2 separate regions of the Homo sapiens genome follow, and region 2 is linked to region 1. A link is a contact called in ENCODE Hi-C or POLR2A ChIA-PET data. All regions are on one chromosome and are shown on one strand. The core of a region is the stretch at or near the end of the contact, and the rest is flanking DNA. Distances in the headings are between cores, read along the strand shown. Region 1 holds the start of ZNF81 (zinc finger protein 81). Region 2 holds the start of TIMP1 (TIMP metallopeptidase inhibitor 1).

What was found. A loop is a pair of places that touch in the nucleus more often than their neighbours do. ChIA-PET counts read pairs that join two places held with the same protein, here RNA polymerase II (POLR2A). Pooled maps may share reads with other maps.
Region 2: a map with no recorded cell type shows a loop between it and region 1 (14-fold over the local background). The contact joins the promoter of TIMP1 here to the promoter of ZNF81 in region 1. A Hi-C loop is called at or near these places in 3 of 37 single-sample maps with no recorded cell type and 6 of 50 pooled maps. POLR2A ChIA-PET finds 5 or more read pairs at or near these places in 1 of 52 experiments (OCI-LY7).

What each region holds. Positions count from the first base shown.
Region 1 is chrX:47,835,549-47,838,248 of GRCh38, forward strand. ZNF81 (zinc finger protein 81) reads left to right here and starts at 1,354. Exons shown (of 5, transcript NM_007137.5): 1 at 1,354-1,439. RefSeq lists an enhancer at 1,102-1,481.
Region 2 is chrX:47,581,095-47,583,927 of GRCh38, forward strand. TIMP1 (TIMP metallopeptidase inhibitor 1) reads left to right here and starts at 1,342. Exons shown (of 6, transcript NM_003254.3): 1 at 1,342-1,380; 2 at 2,314-2,442. The coding sequence starts at 2,322. The region is part of intron 5 of SYN1 (synapsin I); the gene reads right to left. RefSeq lists silencers at 990-1,139, 1,200-1,299.

The sequences.
Region 1 (2,700 bases), core at 104-2,603:
TAGTGAGCTGCCCATGGTGCCCCTGGTGTGCAGTCTCCCTTATTGATTGCTGGATCTGTCAGACTAAAAATTAGTTTGAGGCTAATTGGACTAGGACACCTCTAACCTTCGAGATTGTTAAACCGAGGGCCAGAGGGGATAAGACTGGATTGAGAGCCCCCAGCAAGTCCACACTTCAGCCTACACCAGGTCCTCTCAAAATATTTTTTTCACCTGAGGATTCAGAAAGGCTTTCAGGAGGGCACACAGGCTTCTAGCTCTGTCAGGATTCTCTGGAGGAGGAGATATTTGAACTTGATTTTGAAGGATGAATAGGCATTCTTAGGTGAAGGACTGCACGACTTCTTCCCCTTCTGCTCCAGTGACATCTCCCAGAGGGCAGGGGCATCTCCAGAATTTACACATTGGAGGTGATATGGAGCAGCAAACTGGTTGAAGGGTAGAAGCAGAGCCTTGTATTAAAGCTACATTTCCAAAGTAAGGGCACCATGACCACATATATTTTACTTCATGAGGAAATAAAAATAATAAAGTTTCCTAAAGATTTTTATTGACATATTGCATTGGACTAAGGACACATTAAAAATTATTAGTATTGGTACTACGTAGTCCCTTTTTAGCTGGGGTAGATGGAGTGGGAGATAAGGTAAATTGCTGCAGCATTCAAACCTCGCATCCAAGCCCCACAGGCACAGCAGGAGGGGAACCCAGCACTCTGAGTTCTCCCTTTTTCCCACCTCATGGCATATCCTAGGAGGGCTTGCATAACCATGATTTCTCCTCCTCCTCCTCCCCTTGTGGTATGTCCTAGGAGAAGCCTGTAACCAGCCTGACATCTCCCCGCTTCTCATCCTGTGGTATCTGCCAGGAGATAGCCGCGGCCGCCCCTGATTCTTTCCAAGAGGCCCTTCAGTTTCTCGGAGCGGTATCACACAGATCCATAGACTACAGGTCCAAAGACCCCCTCCTCCAGTTAGCCCGCCCAGAGAAACGTCCCCACCCGTGCTCCCTGCCACCAGCGGGACAGCTCCACCTGAGTTTAGAGCAGACAGCTCTAAACTCACAGCCTGCTCTGTGAGTTCAGAGGTGTCCTCATCCTCAATACGGATGGACACTCCTCCAACATGGTGTATCCCATGGGGAAGCGCGACGTGGGCGCGGCCATGTTCCCCACCTGACCACGCCGCCGAGGGGTACCGAACGTCCCAAAGCACCCACTTCCGTAACTTCTCCATGTTGACTCCTGGCTAACAGCAGCTTCAAAGGTGGTTTTGCGCACGCGCGGAACCTCCGCTTCCCTCATTCATGTGAAGTCCCAAACCCCGAAAAAGGGCGGTGCTAGGGGTAGTGACCGGAAGCGGCTGCGGTTCTCGCCGGTTCTCAGCCGGGGTTTGATAGTTGTCAGGAGGATTCGACGTTCAGTGCCCAGGGATGTGGAGGTGATGGGGGGCCGGGGAGGGTGAGTGCTGGGCGATTCTGTGTGGCCAGTGATGGAATCGTTTATCTAACTTGAGTTGGATGATTCACTCATCATTTTGCAGGCTTTTCTCTTTTCTAACATCACCGTTAAGGTCTTAAAGTTCATTCTAAGCCCCATTGGGTTTGGAGCATTATGTTTTTTAAGAGTGTTAACTTGTATTCATTTGTCTTTTACCCGGGAGTTATTCAAAAGTGGGGTTTCAGTGTGCAAAAGTTTATCTCTGTAATGGATCTCTAACCTTAGTTTTCTGTGTTAGAAAAATATCTACGTGAAGCTCATTCCTTGAAATATAAGGAGACTTATGGCCTAGTCCGTGGTGAATTTTTAGAAACGTTCTATATATAACTTGAAAATAATATTTAATTATTTAGTCGTCAATTGTGTCATAGAAAATCTATCCTTTTTTGTCTGCTTCTTCTATTACTTCGAGGAGAGAGAAATTCTCCACTGTGATGGTGATTTGTCTGTGTCTCCTTACTGCTGTCTGTGATCCTCTGTGAGTTACTTTTTGTATAAAGTATGAGACTTAGGTCGAGGTGCATTAATTTGCTTATGGATGTCCAGACTGAAGCACCATTTGTTGAAAAGACTATCTTTCCTCCATTGACTTGTCTTTCACCATTGTCAAAAATAAGTTGGCCATACTTGTGTGTGGGCTCTTTCTGGGTTTGCTATTCAGTTCATTGTCTATGTGTCTATCCCTCTGCCAGTACTACCTTGCTGTCTTGAATTGGATAGAGTGATTCCTCTCACTTTATTCTTTTTCAAAATTGTTTTAATGCCTCTGGTTCCCTTGCCTTTCCTATATGCATTTTAGAAAATCTTGTCTCTATCTACAAAGCATCTTGCTTGGATTTTGATAGGAATTGCATTAAACCTGTATACCAACTCGGGAAGAAGTTAAGTCTTAACTGTGCCAAGTCTTCCAATCCATATACATAGTATGTCTCTCTATTTATTTAGATCTTTTAAAATTTCTATAAATGGTGTATTTTAATTTTCATCACCCAAGTTCTGTACATGTCTTATTCAATTTATACCTAAGTATTTAATTGTTTTGGAGTGGTCATAAATGGTGTTATCTTTTAAATTGTTGCTTATATATAGGAATACAATTGAGTTTTGTCTGTTGGTCTTGTATCCTGCAATCTTGCTGAGCTCAATTATTAGGTTTTACACCTTTTTTGGCAGATTCCTTGGATTTTCTGCATGAGCAATCA
Region 2 (2,833 bases), core at 92-2,591, 250 kb before region 1:
GCTGGATACGCAGTAAGCACTCCATAAGGGCTGCTGGTAGTTTTTGTTGTGTTCTTGTTATTGGGCTATCATCCCTGAGTTAATCAAACTTAATTAGCAAGGGAGTATGGTGAGTGAATGAGATAATTTATACAAACACTTTAGCACATAGTACACAGAAAGTGCTCAATAAGTGGCTGCCATCATCACTACAATTATTATTATTGATCTATCCTCCTCGAATTAAGGATGTTAATCAGAACCCCAGGGAAGGTTCCTGCATTGTCAGAAAGCTGGTGGGCAAGGATTGCCCCACCCCACCCCCCACCAGGGGTACAGGTCCATGGGGAGGGGGCAGGGCAGGATGGGGTGGGGATTAGTTTTCTACTGACCCACTCACTTGCTTCTTTCACCATCATTCATGGCCACCCCCTTCCCAATGCTCATTCATTCACCCGCACCATTCCCTGCTTGCTAGGACGGTGCCACTCCTGAGTTACAACCCTGGTGCCAGGTAGCCTCTGTTTGAATCCCGGCCATGCCCTGTGATCTTAGGAAAATTCTACAGTTCCTCTACGCCCCATATTTCCTCATCCGTAAAACGGGAATAAGAACCGGTACCCATCTCAGAGATTTGTTGTGAGCTTTGAGTGAGATAAACTATGCTGAGTGCCTGGTATACAGTAGGTGCTGTATAAATGCCGGCTATTTGCCTGTGTTATTTGAGACCCTGGCTTTGGCTCCTGGCCACCTGAGTTCCAGTCTCAGTTCTGCCATGTATTGACTCTGTGATCCTGGGTAAGTCACTTAACCACTCCGTGCCTCAGTTTCCCCATTTTGTATTCCTCCCCTTTCACCTGCCTTATCTCCCTCCACTGCTGCTACTTAATTTGTTTCCTCTCTGCCACCCCTCACCAGCATGTCAGACATACAAAACAAGGGATTTTTGTGTGCTTGGCACACAGTAGATGCACAATAAATGTTGAAGGGCTGAACTAATTTGGGTTTGAGTCATAGGGAGCTTGGGGGATGTGGGTGATTGGATAGATTCTGGAGACTTTAGGGGACTGGGCCGGGGGAAATGCGGCCTCTAAGCTCTCCGCTGAGGCGGCTTGGAAGGAATAGTGACTGACGTGGAGGTGGGGGAGGTGGCTGGCCCGGGCGAGGCCCAGGGAGAGGGAGAGGAGGCGGGTGGGAGAGGAGGAGGGTGTATCTCCTTTCGTCGGCCCGCCCCTTGGCTTCTGCACTGATGGTGGGTGGATGAGTAATGCATCCAGGAAGCCTGGAGGCCTGTGGTTTCCGCACCCGCTGCCACCCCCGCCCCTAGCGTGGACATTTATCCTCTAGCGCTCAGGCCCTGCCGCCATCGCCGCAGATCCAGCGCCCAGAGAGACACCAGAGGTAAGCAGGGCCCGGGGTGGCCCAGCAGGGACCGGAGCTGGGCTGCAGCTTGGGTGCTGGCCACCAGGCCCGTGCACTCCCGTGCCAGATGCCTGTCTACTCAGCTTGGCCTGCGGGTACCAGGACCCTGGGCTAGTCTAGGGGGAAGAGGGTCGGAGGCTGGAACTGCTTTCCCAACCCCGAGGCTCCAAACTCCCTAGAACCCCTGACATCCGCCCCCAATTCCCCCAAACCCATGACCCCCTAATATCACAAATGCTTTCCAAATCCCCCCGCAAATTCCTTCATCCCGAAATTTCCCTCATCGCCCCCTAAATACCCACCGCTAACCCCTGCAGCTCCCTAAACTCCCCCAGCTCCCCAATCCCCAGTTCCCCAGCTCCCAAACTTCTTTTGCCCTCAAATTCCTCAAGTATCCCCATTGCCTTAAGCCCCCAAATTCCCCCAACCCCTTCAACCTCCAAACTCCCCCAGCTCCCTAAACCCCCAACCTCCTCCAAATTCCTCAACCTCCCTAAATTCCCCCAGCCTCTTATATCTCTTAATATACACAACCCCTAAACTCTGCCGTCTCCAAACTCCTCCAGCCCCCAATCCCAAATTCCTCACCCCCAAACTCCTCAACCTCCAGAATTCCCCAATCCCCTCATTCCTCAAACTTCCTCAGCCCCCTTCTCCCCCAAGTGCCACAACCCCATAACCCCGCAACTCACTCAGTCCCTCAATAATTTAAACTCTCCCAACTCTCTAAACCCTAAATTCCTCTGCGCTCCCCAATCCCCTTAAAATCCCTAAGCTTACCAACCCCTCAAGCCCAAATCCAGCCCCCTAATCCCCCCCATAGGCTGCCCCGGGGCAAGATGGGGTGGATGACCTGCCCAGGTCAGCAGATCAGCTGGGCCGGGGCCTGCCTGACATCCCCCTTCCCCACAGAACCCACCATGGCCCCCTTTGAGCCCCTGGCTTCTGGCATCCTGTTGTTGCTGTGGCTGATAGCCCCCAGCAGGGCCTGCACCTGTGTCCCACCCCACCCACAGACGGCCTTCTGCAATTCCGACCTCGGTGAGTCCTCACCCCACTCAGCCCACACACTCTGCCTTGGTTTCCCTTTCAGTCCAGTGGGGCTCACCATGGCACTTACCTCTAGAATGATTCCACTCGCCCCTGCACTTCCTCTGCTTTAGCCACACTGGCATCCTCACACTTCCTTGAGTACTCTGTGCCCAAGCCCACCACAGGATCTGCATGCTGGCTGCTCCCTCTGCCTGGTACACTTTCCCCCCAGGTATCCACATGGGTGGCTGCCTCAAACGTCACCTTCTCAGGATGGCCTTCCCTGGCCATCCTGTTTAAAATTTTAACCCCTGCCCCTTAGTACTCCTGATCTCCTGTTAAACAGAAAAATATTCAGTGATACTTGTTATAACACAGTAAGGAAGACCATATTCAGGAC